Regions from separate parts of the Homo sapiens genome. Here all the other regions are linked to region 1. Evidence: read pairs that join two places in POLR2A ChIA-PET (ENCODE). Cell type or tissue: MCF 10A. All regions are shown on one strand. Region 1 overlaps CHD9 (chromodomain helicase DNA binding protein 9). Region 2 overlaps CHD9 (chromodomain helicase DNA binding protein 9). Region 3 overlaps CHD9 (chromodomain helicase DNA binding protein 9). Region 4 overlaps CHD9 (chromodomain helicase DNA binding protein 9).

Region 1 (5,000 bases):
TAGTACAATTCTTATCGATTTTGTTTTCTAGAATTTGCTACCTCTAGAAAAATTGGTCAATGTTGTGCAATATTAAAATAATTTACTATGAATAATTTACCTACTCCTAACAAAAACACAGATATCACAAAACTAGTCAGTACTCCGCTTCAGTGTTACTACTCCCCTTACTATATTAATTCACTTTTCTAAAAATCTGTGTTTCTAATTTAATTATTTCTAGTTATCTCTTATGTACAATGTTTTTTCTTAAACTAGATTTACTTCTGGTATCTTTTGCCTTTAGCTGTTCCTTCCCAAGTTTGAGGCAAGTAACGGTTAGTGTAACTTTTAAAAGTTTATCAACCAATTTCCTCATTTTATGCATTGTTTTTCAAAACGTTACTCTTCCAAATAGTATTCTACTCTGTCTAGATCTCTGAACAAGTTAAAACTGGAAACCCTTAATTATATTAAATTTTGGTTCAGCAAAAGACTAAATATGGGATTTCCTGAATTAAAACTGGGCAGAGCTTTGGAAAAATAAGTTACTTTCATACCTAAAACCTCTAAAAAAACAATAAAAGAAGTAGAAATCTTTCAAATTTCATTTTAGCTGTCTGCAAGTAAAATGCAAAATCAATATGATTATTAATCTATTATAACAAGAGAGCCCATATTATTTAATCGTTTGGACCTGAATGACATAAGGACCAAACTAAATAATTTGGCGGTTACATTTAAAATGCTAAGAATTCATTTGATTTATAAAATTGCATTAGTTCTAAATATCTATATAATATATCAACAATTTCTGAGCAAATGAAGATTTTCACAATAAAGACATTCTTTATTGCGGACTTTTTGTGAAAAAGAGAAAAGTTAGATTGACCCCTTTATGTCAAATTTCCACATGAAGTCCTCAAAAATAACCAGTCCTGAAAAAACAATTCTAAACTATGTTGGCTTAGTTATGCTTACCCTTGCATGCTAAGCAAATACACCTATAAAGCAAATTATAACATTTACTGTATTTTATTTTTTGAAAATATTTTGGATAAGCAGTAAAATACATAGGATTAATATATCCTCCTAGAGCAATTCTTTGTCCTTATAATTCTCTTGGAGCATTAATCCTCACCTGGCCTCTTTATTACGTAAAGTAAATCAGACTATATGGAAGTAAATCAGTAAGAACTGGCAACCACTTATTGTTGATTTATATGGTATTAGTGTTTTTTTTTTTTTTTTGCCATTTCATTCAGTCCAAAGTTGTGGTTTTATTAAGAAAATATTACATTTCATGTTTCCAAACTATGAGTGCTCAGTGAGGCACAAGTACAACCAAGAGAAAAAGAATCTTATAAAGAATTTCAATGCATGCTCTGTAAAGAAAGTGAATATGAAACTGGCACAGCAATATGGATTTCATTTTGTTTGTTTTTATCCTTTTCCTGATTCGTATACTGAAATATTTTACTACTTTAAATCCCTTTTAATAATATTAACATACAAAAAGCTACATTCTACATTCATAGAACCATAAAATTTGGGAGATCCTGGAATATTATCTAATTCATTCGGCAATGAAATAAAGCACACATAGTAGCCAACAATTTAAAACTCAAATATGGGAGTAAATATACTCAAATCAAAAGTAGATGGTTGGACAGTTTGAACTTTAACAGAACATTGAAAGGAATTAAATTTAATTCTTAACCAACTTACCCAATTTTTGTCTTCTCTTTTAACTTAGAACATGTTTTTGTTTTTTTGCTGTCTTTGTCCTTTGGCTTGGATTTCATCCTTCTACCTTTCTTTTCCTCTTTTCCTTCAACTGAAGCAGTAGGAAAGTTTTCAGGGCTCATTACTCGTGGAATATTGCGTTCCCCACGCTCCTTTGCTTTTGCTATGGCCTCTGATATTATACGATTAGCCTTTTCTTGCTTGCTTTCTGATTCCACCTTTTTTCTCTGCTTCTTCTCAGACATGACCCTCACCTGGGTATTCTGCAACTTAGTATATGTCCCAGAACCATCGCTCTTCTTGGAAGATGGAGGCTACAGAAACAAAAATATTTTTTATAGAATATACCAAAGTACATCTAAAACAATTGTCACAAATATCTGAAAATCTTAAATTATGTTTAGAGAGGTAAAATTACATTAGCAAATATGTGAGTGCTACAAACAAATTTAAAACATTTTGCTTATCAAGAAATTAGTACAGATATAAACAGCTCAATTGCTACTTTTAAAAATGAAGGTTAAAGAAGAATAATATAGATTCATTGATATTTTCATAGCATTCTTGGTTAGTTGATTCAAGTTTTGTCCTGTAAAGATAGTTGATTCAAATTTTATCCCATAAATATTCTGTGCATTTGGAATAAAAGTCTTTTCTTTCCTCTTCCCTCCAAAATTCTGAACATTAATAAATTTTTAAATAATTTTAATTTAGAATTACTCCATACAGTTTATTATGGCTTTTAGAAAAATAAAACCTCTGCTTTACGACTACAACCTGAAATCATTTAATATTTAAGTGCAGCAACATAGCTAGTTAGTAAACAGACATTCTCATACTTAAAATTAGAGAAAGTTTTAGTTTTCCCATGAAAGAGTTAAATGTGAAAATTTTTTTTCTTTTTCTATATCATAATTATTTTGCTCAAGCAATTTGGGAAATAAACAAGTTTTACAGTTTTACATTAAAATTATTAATATTTAGCAATATCACAGGAAGCAGATCAAGAGCATTTTAAAAAGAATTTCCTCTTCAAACACGCATTCATCCACATATACTTAGATCACAGTTTTGTTATGTTCTTACCCGTAAACATGCCTCTGACTATACCAAAGGAAAAAACCATCAGGAATTTCCAAACACATTTTCATGCTGATTCCAGTGTGCTTCACTGGATATTTTTTCTATACCTGCCTCATCAAAGGTTTCATAGCAGCACTGCAGCACTGGGAAAGGAAGGAGGGTTTAGAATTGCTCACTAAAATGCCACCTTAAGGCCTACAGGCTATAACAAATAACCAAGACTCGAGGAAACAGCAACAAGCTCAAGATGGCGATGCAGTACGACTCCCGTAGCAGCAGCCAGTAATAAGGAAGGTTATTCAATCCCATTAGCCTTTTAGCCCAAAGAACCCCTCCTCCTCCCACTCATTCAGGCTTTCACTTACCCTTCCTCTTGGCCTCTTCACTGAAGACATTTTTGGCGTCAGACAAAGGCTTGCCCTCTGCTTTTTCACCACCCCAGGCAGTGCTCAAGAAAAAAGCATTGAAAGAAGATTCCTAAATGGCCTATTTAGCAAGCTGCAACCAAGAGATGCACAACCCTCCACAAATACACATTTTGATTTATCAACACATTTCTGCCTTGGCAAGTTTATATCTACTGTTCATCCTATTTAGGTATGAAAAAGGCTGTAAACACTCCTAAAAAGCTGAGTTTCCTCAATAGCTGTAAGCAGATAGCCAGATTCCAACAAAGCACAGAAAGAAATGAATGCACAAAGCATCAAAATGCATCAGCATGAATATTAGAGATGTCGTTAAAAATACTGACTCCTTCTGCGGAAGTAGGCCAGCAGATGGTGCTACCAGTTATTATTCCATTAGACTCTGCAATTTAACCCCCAATGGACTGTTCTTCCCTCCATGTAACACATTAACTCTCACTCTGCCATTTCCTGCAGTAAAGTTTTAAAAAATATACATAAAAATCTGATTAAAAAAAAAAATCACCTGAGAACTAAACTGTGGTAAAATGGCATTATGTGGCTATCAATATTTTAAAAAAACAAAATCTAAAGCAATTTTTATTGGAAAAAAATACTTTTCTCCAAGATACTCTAAAATATTTAAAATATGAAATAGCTGAAGATTAGCAAAGGGTTAAAGAGGTCATGCAAATGAACCCAAAATAAGTTTAAGAAGTTAGATAAGGTTTCTTATAATTTTTCTAACAAAAAGCTAACAGTGTTATTTTGAAAATACAGAAATGAAGCTATTTTCATTTGAATTATAAAAAGAAGCTTAAAATTTTGAAATGAACAAATGAGAACTGTTTATAAAGATTACTAACAATGTTAAAATTGTTTCATCGTCTTAACATGGATGAATACATTTTTTTCGTAACATAAAAAACCTTTCTGACCTTTCCTCCTAACCTTCTATTTTAACTGCACTGATGAGTTTTTCAGGTAAAACTGTAGGTTTAGTTCCATAGCAAGTCAACTTGAATTTGAACATCAGTACAACTTTTCTTTCTATAAAAATTGATTCTATTTTAGTAAGCAATGCCCTTAAATCACTAAAACAAAATTTCACTGCTTTAAAATTCAAGTTTACCTCTTTCATCAATGCCATTTTTTCAGTTGGTCCTGGTTAGTCATCTGATATCACTATAAAACAACATTGGGTTCTCCCCTCTGCCCCTTTTAGGTACCAAAGGCCTCAAAACAGAAACAACACTATCTAAACAGGGCTCTAGAAAGACCCATCTGGATGGCATGAGAGATTAAAGGCAGAGGACAAGTAAGGACGAGGAAAGGATCTGACTTGAGATGTCATCAATGTGAAAATAATAACAATAATGAGATAACACTTACAGACTACTTACTAAGTGCCAGGGATTATTCTATTTTACATTTAATAACTAATGTAATCCTGATTAATAATAGGGTAATAACAGTGATAATGGAGACAAGGGGCTGGCTAATGAGAGAAATACTCTGATAGTAGCATTACAAAGAGACAGAATGGAACTGAGAGAGCAAACAATTACAAAAATCATTATGACAATAAGAGCTAAAATGTAGTGCTTACTATGTACCAGGCACTATTCCTAATATTTCCTATATATTGACTCAATCTTCAGAACAACCCTGTAAGATAGGTACTACTGTTATTCCCATTTTATATGAGGATACTGGGGGATAGAGAAATGACTTGCCCAAGATCACACAGCTACTGAATAGTGGAGCAGGGATTAAAAGACAAGGGGG
Region 2 (5,000 bases), 110 kb after region 1:
AAAGAGGTGAAGTGACTCCTACCAAGGCCAAACAACTAGTTAGTGAGTGAGTCCTAGTGAAGACCAGCCAGGACTAGGCAGAGAGTTCCAGATTGCAAGCCACTGTTTCTCCATTGCCCAGTACAATGCAACCAGCATCACCCAGATTCACACCTTCTGGAAACTTAATAGCCCTGAAGTATGAGAGTAGATTACAGAAATCAACTGGAAGCGGCCCAACAATTCTACACATTCCTGACCTCCACTTTTTTCCTACGACCCATTCCTTACACTGTTGTCCTTACCTGGCCTACATATGATCTCTCTACAAATTTCAGATGTGGAGTTCATGATGGAGACGACATGGAAATGCCCAACTCCCTGACACCACTTGATTTTCACTTGTGCTTAAAAATCTTAAACAAGAACAAGGGTTGGGTCTCTCACAGACCTCTTGTAAAGGCTCAAATCCAAGTATGGTGTGGCCTAAAGTGTATACAATACTAGGGTACTCTCCTTAGAAAAGGAATACATTATTATGAATTAAAAATTAGGTACAAGGCCTTGTAAGGGACACCTGCAAATGAAGAGCCCTGAGGTTTCCTGGTAAATCCAGCTTTGCTCCTATAGTTGCCTAATTTCTTTCCTTCTTCCTTTCTTCTTTCCTTCCATTTATCTAACTTGCACCTACCCTACCATCTAGCACCCACTGTACACCAGGCAGTAACTTCATAAGTTTACATCCTGATTAAAAAATTGTCGGCCTGGGCAATTTAGTGATATCTCATCTGTACAAAAAATTTAAAAATTAGTTGAGTGTGGTGGCACATGCCTGTGGTCCCAGCTACTCAGGAGGCTGAGGCAGGAGGACCACTTGAGTATGGGAATTTGAGGCTGCAGTGAGCTGTGATTGCACCGATGCACTCCAGCTTGGGTAAAAGAGTGAGACCCTGTCTCAAAAAAAAAAAAAAAAAAAGAAAAGGAAAAAATGTGAGATTGGAGTAAAAAAGATTTATTCCAGTCAGCAGGTTTTTATCCATCTTATGATAAACTTGCTTTTCTTGATATAAAGGAATAAGATGATGTACACCTAATCTGTCGGTAATGTGTAAACAAGCTATGTGGGGCTGCTTGTTAGATGCAGTAAATCCTAATGTAGCCAGAGGCTACAGCTTTCTATTTACACTTGTGAACACACCCAGAGGCAGGCTCTTCTATCATGAGCACAGTGAACAAGTAAAACAACCCTTTCAGATGGTACAGGGCAGTGACATAGCCATCTAGAGAAAATATTATATAGTTACACATAATTATATATAATAACATGTTTTATGCACATCATCTGATTTCATGTTCACACCATCTGATGTAGTAGTAGGATGGTTTTATTAAAAATCCCCATATTACAGATTGGAGACAGAGGCCTATAGTGACTTGCCAATGTCATAGAGCTTCTAAGTGTTTGTGAAGGTAGATTCTACTCAAGCTGGGGGTGGCAGCTCACGCCTGTAATCCCAGCACTTCGAAAGGCCAAGGCCAAGGTGGGTGGATTGCTTGAGCCCAGGAGTTCAAGACCAGCCTGGACAACATGGTGAGACTCCATCCCTACAAAAAAATTAAAAAATTAGTCGGGCATGGTTGTGCATGCCTGTAGTCCCAACTACTTGGGAGGCTGAGGCGGGAGGATCACTTGAGCTCAGGAGTCCCAGGCTTCACTGAGCTATGATCAGCCACTTTACTCCAGCAGCCTGGGCAACAGAGCAAGACCCTGTCTTTTGGAAAAAAAAAAAAAAAAAGACGAATGAGTCTAAATTCAGAGTGCTTTCTAATTCAAAAGGAACAGTGATTTTCAGTTAATATCGCTTTTTACAGGTGTGATACCCAAGGATCACTTCTCTTTTAATTTCCTTTCCCATAGCAGCCCTATTCTCCTCACATTCAGAGGACACAAAGACTGTACAGGCAGCAACTGCACAAAGAACCCATAGACAAAATAAGTAGGGGCCATTTTGTGGATAATTTGGGAATGGGAATTCGGTCCTTGTGGCAGGAGAAGTTTTCTTCGGCTCACATTCTCCGGGTGAGTCATGTAGGTTTATCCCATTATTTGCACAATTCCTCACCTCTCCCCGTGGGCTGCAGTATCACCCAGCCACAATGGCATCTGCCCTTCACCGCTTCATCCCCTGCAGCCTGCTTGGTCAGGGCCTGGCAGGGAGCTGAGGAGCCCAGAGAGGGAGGGGAGGAAGCACGCGGCCGCCAGTGGCTGTCAGCTTTCCCAGCTGACTCAACTCCCCACCTCCTCCTCCCCCGCCCTGCACACAGCCACCAGCCTCCTAACTTTCCATTTCCAGGCCTCTGGGGTGGGAGCACCCCCTCCCGCTGCCCGGGGCGCCTGGTCTGCAGTCTGGGGCTGCCAGGGCACCACGCCAGCTGGCCTGGCGGGCTCTCTCCCGGGACTCTTAGAGTCTGCTGTCATGGAGAGAACGGAATATAGGTCAAGGTGCTCTCGGAAGGGCCCAGGGGAGGATCACCTGACTGGGAGGTGTGTGACTCAGCGGGAAGGGAAGGGGTGGAGCCGAATCTCCCGCCCGGAGGAGTCCGGAGGAGGAAGAGGTCAGGTTGCCTCTGTCTGGCTGATTGTCAGGGGAGGAAGGAGAAAGCAGCTGGAGGCAGAAGGAAGGATAAGATGACCTCTGGTGACCTATCTAAGGTGGAACACAAATCCATTCCAGAGCGGGCCGTCCCCCTCGGTGTAGCTGAAACCACTCCCAGCTCAGAACTCTCTCTGTGGTCGTGAAGACCTAATTAGCTGCCAAAGTGAGAAACCAAATTAACCGAACGCTCATCACTCCAGACTCCATCGACCCAGGCCCCTAAAAGAAACCAAAGACCCTGGTACAGCACACAAAGGTGGCCATCCCCATTAGAAGCAATTCGATCGTTTCCCCCAATCAATTCTGAATATGAAAATTACTAACCCATTTTATTTTACGGGTCCACACGGCAGGGGCCTCCTTTCAAGGGTGCGGCAGTTGCTGCTGTTGCTGGAACAGCAGCTGCTCTGTCTGAGCCTCACTTCCTCTGGCTCCAGCTGCAGGTTCCTCCTGGCCAAGCAGGGAGTTTCCTCATTCTCAGGGCTCTGGGCCCAGGCCTTGCTAGCGGCCACCCTCACCTCCCACCCTCAGCTGCTCACCACCCACCCTCTGTGGGTAGTGCTCTGGGACTCCCTCGTTCCATGAGTCAGAGCCAGGCTGGAGACAGACAGTAGGCTTCCTTTATTAAATCAGCCTCCTGCCCCGTACACTATAGAGGAAAGCTATAATTACTCCTTTGGCCTGGCTCTGAGAACTGAGCCACAGACGCTTGACTAGGAGCGACGGTTCTTGATTTCTGCATTTATCTAATGATGCACCCCAGTTTGGAAATAAGAATAACAGCCAGGGGTTAAGGGCTTGTTACACAAACGTCAGATGTTTTGCATATGTAATGGGGTGCATTGGGCCTGGATAGTCATGTAGATTGCTAGAAAAATCGCTATATTAAGGCTGCCAGGAGTTTTCTGTTTTGTTTTGCATGCCTCCTGCCTCGCGTTGATTGAGTCACACTTGAGGTGGCCTGCTCATTGCTGATGTTGGTTTACAAGAGACAAAGAAAAAAGCAGCCAAACATTGTTTCGGGTCTCCAGGTCAGGACTCTTTCATCCCTTAGGTATAATAGACACAAAATCTCAGGCCTCCCAGCTTTTCTTTCTTTCTTTTTTTTTTTTTTTTTGAGACGGAGTCTCACTCTGTTGCCCAGGCTGGAGTGGGGCAGAGCCATATCAGCTCACTGCAACCTCCACCTCCTGGGTTCAAGCAATTCTCCTGCCTCAGCCTCCCAAATAGCTGGGATTACAGATGCCCAACACCATGCCCAGCTTATTTTTGTATTTTTAGTAGAGACGAGGTTTCACCATGTTGGCCAGGCTGGTCTTGAACTCCTGACCTCAGGTGATCCACCCGCCTCGGCCTCCCAAAGTGCTGGGATTACAGGCGTAAGCCACCACGCCTGTCTGCCTCCCAGCTTTTCTACTGGTTTACAGAAATGTCTGAAACCTGAAAAAACAGTTGGTTCCAATTTTTTTTTTGAGACGAAGTCTCGCTCTTGTCCCCCAGGCTGGAGTGCAATGGCACGATCTCGGCTCACTGCAACCTCCACCTCCTGGGTTCAAGTGATTCTCCTGCCTCAACCTCCTGAGTAGCTGGGATTACAGGCACCTGCCACCACACCTGGCTAATTTTTGTATTTTTAGTAGAGACAGGGTTTCACCATTTTGGCCAGGCTGGGCTCGAACTCCTGACCTAAGGTCATCCACCCATCTCGGCCTCCCAAAGTGCTGGGATTACAGTGTGAGCCACCGCACCCAGCCTGGTTCCAAAATTTTTAAAAACCACAAAATCAAAATAATATCGTCAATTTTCATTAACTATTCAATTTAGTATTCATTGATTCATTCACTTATTCATCCATTCCTGCAAGCATGCATTTATTTCTTCATTCAATAAATATTTGTTGAGTTACCTCTCTGTGCCACACACAGTTACAGGTACTAGGGACACATTAAGTGCTAAATTCACTAAAGATACAGACAAAACTAAGCATACAAATATCTCTGCCCTTGTGGGTCAATAATAGACACAACAGACCAGGTACGGTGGCTCATGCCTGTAATCCCAGTGCTTTGGGAGGCTGATGGGGGCTGATTGCTTGAGCCTAGGAGTTTGAGGCTGCAGTGAGCTATGATCGTCACCCAGGCACTCCAGCCTGGGTGACAGAGCAAGACTGTGAAAGAAAGAGAAAGAAGGAAGGAAGGAAGGAAGGAAGGAAGGAAGGAAGGAAGGAAGGAAGGAAGGGAGAGCGAGGTTAGAGGAATTGTTGATAAAGGAGGAATTGGCATTTCAGAATAATCTGTGAGTTAGATATCTCTCACAGCGAGAGTTCTCAAGTCTGCATGATTGCTGAGAAATTATAACCAATTA
Region 3 (5,000 bases), 77 kb after region 1:
TCATAGTTTTTCTTTATAGACTCTCTAGGATTTCATTTTTCTTCTCTGTTATTTACGGAGGTAAGCTTTTTTTTCTATGACATTTCGATCAATAAACACATCTTTAGAAAATCTTAACTTTTCATATGTACCAAAATTTTGTTTTACTATTGATAGATGCAATAGATTTTACTTTAAAATCTGTATTTCTACTTCAGTTCTTGCCTCTTATATTCATATATCGAGCCCCTCCTTCAGCTCTATCCTGTTTCCAGAGGTAAACCAGGAAGGTCTAGCACAGTGCCTTGTAGAAAGCATTCGGTTGCATTAGATAAGAAGTTTGTAATTAAAGTTTCTAAAGATACTTCCAAGTTGAAAATTCTATGGTTTCCTTAATCTTATCTTGTCACGGGCTTTTTCCATGGACACCGTTTTCTATCTGTATTCATATCTGCCCACCCCATAAGTTTTTGATTTCAGAGGATAGACCTCATAGGGTACTTAGAATCCTACAATAGTAAAACTGGAGGAAACAAAGTTTTACACAGGAGGAAACTAAGGCTCACGGATGTCAAGAAACTTAATATTATCTACACAGTTAAGTGACAAAGTCCCGATTCTCTCTAGCCAGCACTCTATCCAAGAAGAGGATTTTACTGGTTATAAAAGCATCATAATTTTTTTTTTCTTAATAGAGACGGGATGCAGTCTTAATAAGTTGCCCAGGCTGGACTTGAACTCTTGGCTCAAGTGATTCTCCTGCCTCAGCCTCCCTATTAAGAGCCGCCCCCGATTAAAGTAGCCTGCTCATACACCTTACTTAGTATGTTTTTGACTAGCATTGCTTTTATCTGATGTTATTTCCTGTGCCTTTAGGATATCATCTCCTGGTCAATTAATCACAAGGGTTTTTTGTTGTTGCTGTTTTTAACTGCAATACTATACATACTTACCTGAAACTGTTCAGGAATGACAGTTACCCTTAATCAAAACTGGGAGGCAACCACTTTTCCCAATGCACTTCAGGTCTGTAATACAGACTTCACGTCTACATTATATGGTCTATAGTTTATAGGAAACTCTCCAAGGACAGAGACCTGCCAATACTTTGTGGTAAACTATAACTACATAACGTGAATTTTTAAAGCAATAGAAGAAACGGCCGGGCGTGGTGGCGCGCACCTGTAATCCCAGCTACTGGGGAGGCTGAGGTTGGAGAACTGCTTGAACCTGGGAGGAAGAGGTTGCAGTGAGCCGAGATGGCGTCACTGCGCTCCAGCCTGGGTGACAGAGCGAGACTCCGTCTCAACACCAAAAAAAAAAAAAAAAAAAAAAAAAAAGCAGAATTAGAAGAAATGGAAAGTCTTCGAAGATACATAATACAGACAGAACTTGCTTCGAGCAATAGAAGTCTTTTATTTAATACTTATCAAATATCGAACGTAAGGCTCCATGTGGCCTGTTGTTACAACACAGCATCTCTAAATTCACGTTCTGTAAACCCAAGGGAAAAGAAACACTATGATCATCCTTTTGCATTGCAAAAAACAAAAACAAACTCCTCCCTCTGCAATGCAGAATCCTCCTTTAAGTTCAGCTTTTGTATATTCAAGTGTTTGCAGACCTAGTGGTTCTTTTAAAACTACTTCTACAGTTATCTAGAGTCTAGGGAATGGGTAACATTACACAAGATAAGCCTTCTTTTCGTTTAAGATCATAGCTGGTTAAGTAGAACTGGAGATTTTAAGAACTGGAAAAAAGGAAAAGGTGAAAAGTAGCATACAAAATTGAGAAACTAAATTCTGACGGTAATTTTATTAATGAAAATAAACTTTATTTAATACAGGGGAATTCTTAGGTATGAATATTTCACATAAATAAATGTCACAATAGCGTCAAATCCCAGACTTTCAGGAAAGTAACTGTAGCACTGTTAATATCACAACAACAACAACAAAATTCTCATCTACTTTGTTCTGAAAAGTTTTATTTTTCTTAAAAAAGAAAAAAAAGCAAACCACCCCCCCCAAAAAAAATTTTTTTTAAAAATAAAAATAAGAACAAACAGAAACCAGTCTGAGCTGGCAGCTGTGACAGCCAGTGAGACACCCGGGCTTTCCGGGTAGTGCTTGGCTTTGGGCTGGATGTCCACGCAGAGAGCCCTGGAGCCATCCCGCAGGTCCCACACCCAGGTACCCAGAAAATGACGGCGGCCGCACACACGGGGGCTGGCGGGGTCCGGGCCACGCTGCAGACGGGGAGAGGCACTCGGGGTGAAGGATCGCGGGGAAGGCACTGCGGTCGGAACCGAGAGGCAAGGCCTGGGAAAGCGCCGGGGACGTCCCGTGCTCCGGGACGTCGGGTGCCCGCGCGGGACGCCCTGTCATGACTCACGGAGGCGAGAAAGCACGGGCAGGGAAAGAGGCTGCAGGATGGAGGGAAGCCCGACCGTCGGGAGGGAACCCAACCCGGGGGAGGCCCCGACCTCGCGCGGGACGGGGAAGAGGGCCCGCCTTCCCACGCCCTGGCCGCCCGGCCCTCACCTCCACACGACGCAACAGGCGCGGCTGCCGTGTCCCGACCCCGGGGGCTGTGGGCCGGGGGGCGGGGGCAGCAGCCCGCAGCCATGACAGGCGCGGGGCGGGCCGCGGGCGGGCTGGGCCGCACGTGCAGGCAGCGCCCCCTGCCCGGCCTCCCCGCGGGCCCGCCCGCCCGACCCCGGCCCCGGGACCGGATCCCTCACCTCAGGCGGGGGCGCCGCCCCGCCTGCCCCTCCCCCCTCCCCCCACCGGCCGAGCAGCGGCGGCGGCGGCGGCGGCGGCTGCACGTACTCACCGCCGCTCGCTGACTCTCGCGCTTCGCCATGACTGAGGCGCCCCCGCCGCCCCCCGCCTCGACTGAGACTGACACTCGCGGCTGGCCGGGCGGGGGCGGCCTCAGGCGACCACCCGTCTGACACGACCCGCCCCCGCATCTCCCCACCAGTTGAGCAGCGGCCGCTGCCCCGCGGTGCCCCCGGGCTTCCTCCCCACGCCCGAGGCGGTGGGTGGCAGCGGCGGCGGCGGCGGCACTTACCGGCTGCGCGGCCAGGCCCCCCTGTCAGCGCGGGGCAGGGAGGGAGTGGAGGGAGGAGTGAAGGGGCACCGCCTCCCCCGCGCCGCCACGCACCCGCCTGATTGGCCCAGTTCACTCCCCCAGCGCGACCCCACCAGCCCCTGCGAGCGGCACTCCGGCAGCACCGGCGCGCTATTTGCATATTTGTGCCCGCGCCGCTGATTGGCCCGGGCGCGGAGGGGCGGTCGTGACCGCCGCCGCTCCTGCCGCGGCTCCAGCCGCGTCGGGCTGCCTAAGAGGGAGCGTCCCCTTCGCCGCTCCCCTTCCCTCCTGGCGCGGCCCGACCCAGGGCGGAGGGCGGTGCGAGGCGGGGTCGTTGCTCCGCTCCAACATGGCCCCGCCGCGCCGCCGACCCAATCGCTGGCGCGGTTACTCCCGGAGCCCTGGGCGGCCTCGGGGCGGGGAAGGCTTGGGGCCGGGCGCCCTCTGGCCGGAGCGCGGGGCAGTGCAGTGGTCCGGGCTCCCCCGGCAGCCCCGCCGCGGCCGCCACGTCAGGCCGCGCCCTCACGGCGGCCTCTCCCCTCGCGCCGCCCGCCCCGCGGCCCCGCCGCCACGTCAGGCCCCGGCAGGGCACGCCCCAGCCGCGAGCTGACCAGTGGCGGGGTCGGCGCAGAGGTCACTCACATGCAGGGCATCTCTCGGGCAGCTCGGGTCCGCCGAGGAAGGGCGAGAGTTTCCAAAGACGTCCTTCTTAAGGAGCCGTGGATTTAGTCCCACGTTCTCCTTTCGCGCGGAGACCCGGGTGTCACGCGCCCGTGCTGTAGAATCGGGAGCACGGAGCGTGTCGCGATGATGCTGCGATTGAGCCCAGGTGCCAGCACCTGCAGTAGCCGGCGCCCGCCGCGGAGACCCAGCTCCACGCCGCGAGCTAGGGGAGAGCGCGCACCTAGCCTGCGGTTGCAACCCTGTCTTCCCGAGGCTCAGGCTCCCGTTCTCCATTGCACAGTTACGAAGGGAGAGAAAAATAAACGCAAGAATTTAAGAAGAGAGAGAGACAGCCGTGGGGGAGGGTGATACTGGTTTAGGAGCAGGGGGCGTACTGGAAAACCTGGGTTCCCTCTCGATCCTTCACGAATTAACTGAGTGACCTACATCAAATCCTAGCGTGTCCTAGGGCCTTGGTTTTGCCTTCTGTAAAAGGAAGAGGCTGCACAAGTTGTCCAAAAGTCCTCCAGCTCTAAAATTCTAAGGGTCTCCTCCTTTCAGGTCCTTAGCTGGCTTTCTACCGAATTAAAAATTTAAAACCCATATGAAAACGTGAGCTAGACAAAAGAATTAAATGTTTGAACTTCGGTCGGCCTACTTTATGTTTGTTCAAAACTGTTGACCATTTCCGATCCAGTGCAGGTGATATTTCACGTTCACAGTTGACAGAAATCTCTTGAATTTCAGCCTCCGCTAAGGAGCGACACTGCGCTTGTTTATGCCTAGCCAGAATGGAATGGCTGCGGTATACACAGTGGTATTTGCCAAGTAATTTCATTCTTTATATTCCCCATGAAGGCCCTCCAGAGTGGATCAGCATAACTCTATTTAGCTGAGATACTGACAGGGCTGGGAAGAAACCCTGCTGAAAGGGCGGTTACAGTTCCAACTTTGATTCCCTGAAGGATACTTATAACAACCACATATTAGACCAAGAATGCACAGAAAGAGTTTATCTCTGGGGCCCCCCACACCACTTATTTGGATAGTGCTTTAGTTTGCAAATTCAACTTGTTGAGTCAAATTTAAGGCCAGTAACATCTCATCTATCTGACATCACAGCAGAATGACATCCCACTTAAATGAAAAACTTGAGCGGCCTCCCCATCATCTGATAGAGAACGTTCGTGTTTTCTTGAATGCAGCCCTCTGAAAATTACTTAGGCTTGGTCATTAAAGAGCAGTGCTATAATTATCAACAT
Region 4 (5,000 bases), 130 kb after region 1:
ACAGGCAGAGAAAGAGGGGAAAAAACCTTAAGCAAAGGTGTGGCAATATAATCTCTTTCTCTGGCATTATCTTTTTGCTGCCAGTTAGATTCTTTTAGTCTTGCAATTCCCTTATACAGGAAATGAGAAAGATGAGTGGAAGGAGACGATAAGAGGAGAAATTTCAGAGCAAGGGCAAGTGTGTTAAATGAATGACTGCCTACAGTAGGGTGTGTCCAGGAATGTCTGGGGGTGTGTTTGCATCCTTAGTTTATGCAAGTTATGCACCAAAGCTTTGCATCCTTAGCTATGCAAGCCATTTTGGTGGAAGTGTTGTTTCTCATACTTCAGGAAATACAATACCCTCCTATGGGGACCTTTGTGATTTGTCACCCTCTCTCCCATCTCCTCAACACACTGTTGCCAGTCACTTAATCAATGCCTATTTGTAGAATATCCTCTTGGTACCTGGCACTGTGATATGTACCAAGGTTACATCAATGAACAAGGAAGACACAATCATAGTCCTCAGGGGGCCACAGTTTAAAAGGGAGGCAGACGACTGATGGGAAACCACAGTTCAGCAGGGTGAGCACTCAGATAGAGGACACAAAGAGGGAGGGCATGGAGGAGGAAGCTTACCTGACAGGGCAGAGAGGAGCTGGGAACGTATCCTGGAAGAAGGGAGTCTAACCTGGGATCTGAAGGATGTGCTGGAATTGGACGGGTAAAAAGCAAAGAGAATGCTTCAGGCAGAGCCAAGTGCATGGGCAAAGATCTGAAGGTCGAATTCCTCCTGCACCTGATGAAGATCTGTGGTTGGAAGTAAGGCAAGCTCTGTCCTGGGAAGGTTTCCAGGGTTCTGGGGCCAAGTAAGGGACCAACAGGGCAGTGGCTATAAGCTGAGGCTGAGAACCTTAAAATTCTTTGTTCTCAAATTTAAACCAATCGGTTAAAAGCATTTAAAATAGGCTGGGTGCAGTGGCTCATGCCTGTAATCCCAACACTTCAGGAGGCAGAGGTGGGAAGATCACCTGAGCCTAAGAGTTTGAGACAAGACTGGGCAACATGATGAAACCCTGTCTTTACCCAAAGAAATATAAAAATTAGTTGGGTGTGGCGGCAAAGGCCTGCAGTCCCAGCTACTCAGGAGGCTGAGGTGGGAGGATGGCTTGAGCAGGGAAGGTTGAGGCTGCAGTGAGCCAAGATCACGCCACTGCACTCCAGCATGGATGACAGGGCAAGATGCTGACATACATGAATAAATAAATAAATAAATAAATAAATAAATAAATAAATAAATAAATAAAATGTTCTCCTGTCCTTAAGATACTTAGAATACAGGATGGAGAACTAAGTGTTTACCAGACACTGGAAAATAGTCCTTCCTCCTGATATGGAACACCAACACCAAGGTTAAAGCACAGAGCCTGAGACAAAGTGACTTTTAAATTCCAGTGCGCAGGAGACAAAGAACATTCATACATTTTGTTCTTTCTCTTTCTCTCTCTCTCACACACACACATACACACTAACCTGGTGAGGTAGGCAGAGTAGGTGTTAGACTTTTTTAAATATTGTTTTTATAGAGGAGAAAACTGAGGCTCAAAGAGGAAAAGTATCCAAGGTTATTGGTTTATTCATTCATTCATTCATTCATTCATTCATTCACAAACTTGACAAATATAAACAGATCACTTACCAGCCTGGGCAACATAGTGAAACACCATCTCTACAAAAAAAAATTTTTTTTTAATTAGCCAAGCATGGTGGCATGCACCTGTAGTCCCAGCTACTTGGGAGGCTGAGGTAAGAGGATTGCTTGAGCCCAGGAGTTTGAGGCTGCAGTGAACCACTATCATGCCACTGCACTCTAGCCTGGGCAACAGGGCAAACCCCCAACTTGAGGGGAAAAAAGAGCACCTGCTGACCTGCTGTTGGCAGGATTGTGCTTGGCACTGTGGATAGAGTGGTGAATAAGACACGCCTACTCATAGGAGCCAGGGTTCAAACTCATGGAAATTCTGATTCCAATTCCAGTGCCCTTCCCAATACAATGAACTGCAGGTTTGATGTGTTGTCTCCACTGCTCCAGTGGTTTGGGTGGGTGCTTTATTGCCCCATAGTCTTTGCCAGCTACCACCTCCCAAAACATACCATCAAAGAGAAAACTGCATAGTTGTTATGCAAATGTATCTTTAAGACAAGGTGCAGAACCAGATTCTCCCTGTAAGTCCCTCCCATCTAGAAACTCTGTATCCACCAAAGACTGTCCTGAACTGGTTGCCTTTGACAGTCCCTGGGAGATTTTCCATCCTGCCTCCATGCCCTGTACTAGCTGAGAGCAAATGCTTTTAAAATCTCATCTTTGGCAAATCTTCTCTCTAAACACTGCCTGATGGAAGTAGGGATGGGACAAAGCTTCTTTCAAAGCAAAAGGGGGAAGACTGGAGTGGGAAGGAGAAGGAAGGGAATAAACAAGGAATAAGACACCAGACCCACTTTGCGTAATGAATAACTTTGCTGTGAGCCAGCACTGGCCAAGGTCAGAGATGACTGGCAAAACCCAACCAGACAGACATCCCTGAAAGATGCTTGGGAGAGGCTGGTGTATCTCCCCAGAGCCGGGCATGTTATTTCCTGGGGCAATGCAAGTCACAGAGGATGAAAGCTGATGACTGAATGTCTGGGGCAGGGTGGAAGGCCTAGCCAGGAGGTGGGGGTGGAGGAGTAGAAAGGGAGAGGGGTGGAGACTTGGCTGGTTTTTGCACAGACAAATCTCTTCATTTTTCCAGACTGGAAAAAGCTGTTTGGGCTGTGCGCATTTGCAGAGAGTCACGGTATTTACTACGCTTCCTGGCTCAACAGATTTCTTTTTGTCATTCAGTCAAACCCAGCTTGTATTTCTTGTAGCAAGAACTGAACAGACTGTGGGAGCTCTTCCCCCTCGTTGTGTTCAAAAACACATCACGAATGACTCAAAAAGCCCAGCTTACTTGGGCAGCAGGGGTGGGTGGGGTAGCATGTTGTAGAGACAAAGACCTGTGTTTAGACAAACACTGTCTCCCCCTTGGAGGTGTAGAGTGACACTCCTTATTTTCCCAGCACACATATTTCTTGAGCAACTGTAATAACAAACTGCTGTACTAGAAACTGATTGCCGCACCTTGCGTATGCCTCTCAGTTATCCATGTTGATGGGCGTGTGAGTAGGCTACAGGGAAGGGATAACCAGAAAAAGTGGTTAATAAAAAAAAGAAAAAAACCCTTCTTGCCAAAATATGTCTCCTAAGATCTGTTTCTGCCCACAGAATACTTCTGTTAACAAATGTGTGGGTCTTTTCCCCCATGCCAACCAATTCTCCAACACCAGCTGGTGTCCTATAATGCAATTCAATTCTGACACTAACTACCTGGAGATTCCACAGGTTAAGGGCTTAGTTGCACAGATTGCTCCCACTTCAGATGCCAGTTGAAGGTCCCGGATCTCTGGGACTTCTGACCAACCAGCTATAAATTCAGGAGGTCCCCATGCCCCCCTCCTCAGATTCAATAATTTGCTAGAAAGCTCACAGAATGCAGGGAAACACTTTCCTTATGTTTACCAGTTTACTATAAAGACACAAGTCAGAAACAGCTAGATGAAGAGATGCAGAGGGCAAGGTATGGTGGGGCTAGACAGAGCTTCCATGCTCTCTCTGGGAGCACCACCTTCCTAGTTCTTCCAAGTGTTCACCAACCCAGATGCTCCTCAAATCTCATTGTTCAAGAGTTTTCATAGAGCTTAGTCTCCAGCATTGCACCCCCAGCCCCTTTCGAGGGGCTGGTCAGTAGGTGGTACTGAAAGTTCCAGTGTGGTCTTTTTGGTGACCAGCCATACCCTGAGGCTATCTAGGATTCCAACCAAAAGACACCCCACTAACATAAACTGAGGTATAATGGAAAGGGGCTTATTATGAATAACAAAAGATATTCCTACCATTCAGAAAATTCCCAGGGATGTAGGAGCTGTGTACCAGGAACCAGAGACAAAGACCAAATATATTTTTGTATTATACCACAGTGCCTAAACATAACTCAGTTCTAGAAGTGTTTCTGGCCAGATGTCAGATTAGAACGTCATCTGTTGAAGCATTTTATGCTAAGTCATTGGTTCAATCCAACAAACATTGTGTGAGCACTTAACGTGTGCAATATACAGCTCTAGGGGTGGAGGTATCCAAGCTGACCACAGCTTACCATGCATTTTGCAGTTTTAATAGAAAGCAATCTGGGAGCCCAATGGCATGAACAGCCAATGGTGGAAGTTTTGCCACCAAAGATGGACCAGACCAGTAGGAAAATCTTTTGAGGGGTACGAGAAGGAAAAGCTTTCCCAGGTCCCTTCATACTCCAAGGCTCCTGTATGTATAACGCTAGCCAAACAACCATACTGAAAGTATGGTCATCAAATCTTGCTGAACCAACCTAGGATTTATGCTTCCCAGGAGCTGCAGAGTGGGAGCTTCACTTTCAAAGACGACATAATGCCATATTCAGGCAACCTCTGACCTCTGCAGGCAGGAGGCGGGTAAATAAGCAGATAACTCTGGTGATGCTGGTTAGCATCACCTGATACAATGTTAACAGTGCCTCAGACCTCTTGCTTTTCTCTGAATTGGCAAAGCACAATGTTATCTTGCATTAATTTAAGGGGAGAAAGGACCCACACAGACTTCTCCTCAAATCTGCTTCTGGGCCAGGAGCCATGAGGAGTTAGGGGAATGGAAGTGGGGAGGGAAGCAGTAAGGGTCTTTAAGGGACCAAGGGAGTTGGGGAGCTAGGAATTCTGTATAGTCCAAGTTGACTATGCCAGATGTGGCTCATTTTATTTTCTTTTAAAAGATTATTATGGGCACAGGCAGGAAAAGAAAAAAAGTAGACATGATCAAATAATACTTAGTCTGTTTTATGTTGCTATAACAGAATACTACAGACTAGTAATTTACAATGAACAGAAATGTATTTGGCTCATAGCTCTGG

Evidence for each region. Peaks named below come from ENCODE experiments on the same cell type or tissue, not always from the same donor. Only the 100,000 strongest peaks of a DNase experiment are listed, where the experiment ranks them.
Region 2: POLR2A ChIA-PET joins it to region 1 with 28 read pairs; 7 of 35 experiments call an interaction of 5 or more read pairs at or near these places.
Region 3: POLR2A ChIA-PET joins it to region 1 with 14 read pairs; 10 of 35 experiments call an interaction of 5 or more read pairs at or near these places.
Region 4: POLR2A ChIA-PET joins it to region 1 with 11 read pairs; 5 of 35 experiments call an interaction of 5 or more read pairs at or near these places.

What each region holds. Positions count from the first base shown.
Region 1 is chr16:53,206,521-53,211,520 of GRCh38, reverse strand. CHD9 (chromodomain helicase DNA binding protein 9) reads right to left here. Exons shown (of 39, transcript NM_001308319.2): 3 at 1,708-2,039. Among named protein-coding and RNA genes, the nearest start is that of CHD9, 150 kb to the right of the region's middle. RefSeq lists enhancers at 2,509-3,096, 3,097-3,686. In MCF 10A, a CTCF peak has its summit at 3,572 (motif pointing right); DNase peaks (open chromatin) are centred at 3,100 and 3,580.
Region 2 is chr16:53,097,229-53,102,228 of GRCh38, reverse strand. All of the region lies in intron 1 of CHD9 (chromodomain helicase DNA binding protein 9), which reads right to left. Among named protein-coding and RNA genes, the nearest start is that of CHD9, 45 kb to the right of the region's middle. RefSeq lists enhancers at 1,900-1,999, 2,950-3,029, 3,120-3,169, 2,072-3,271, 3,230-3,359 and a silencer at 2,300-2,409. In MCF 10A, no CTCF peak of the experiment used is centred here; DNase peaks (open chromatin) are centred at 2,208, 2,358 and 3,158.
Region 3 is chr16:53,129,113-53,134,112 of GRCh38, reverse strand. The region is part of intron 1 of CHD9 (chromodomain helicase DNA binding protein 9); the gene reads right to left. Among named protein-coding and RNA genes, the nearest start is that of CHD9, 77 kb to the right of the region's middle. RefSeq lists silencers at 2,410-2,669, 3,000-3,729. In MCF 10A, a CTCF peak has its summit at 3,511; DNase peaks (open chromatin) are centred at 2,382 and 3,442.
Region 4 is chr16:53,078,490-53,083,489 of GRCh38, reverse strand. The region is part of intron 1 of CHD9 (chromodomain helicase DNA binding protein 9); the gene reads right to left. Among named protein-coding and RNA genes, the nearest start is that of CHD9, 26 kb to the right of the region's middle. In MCF 10A, no CTCF peak of the experiment used is centred here; DNase peaks (open chromatin) are centred at 2,639 and 2,989.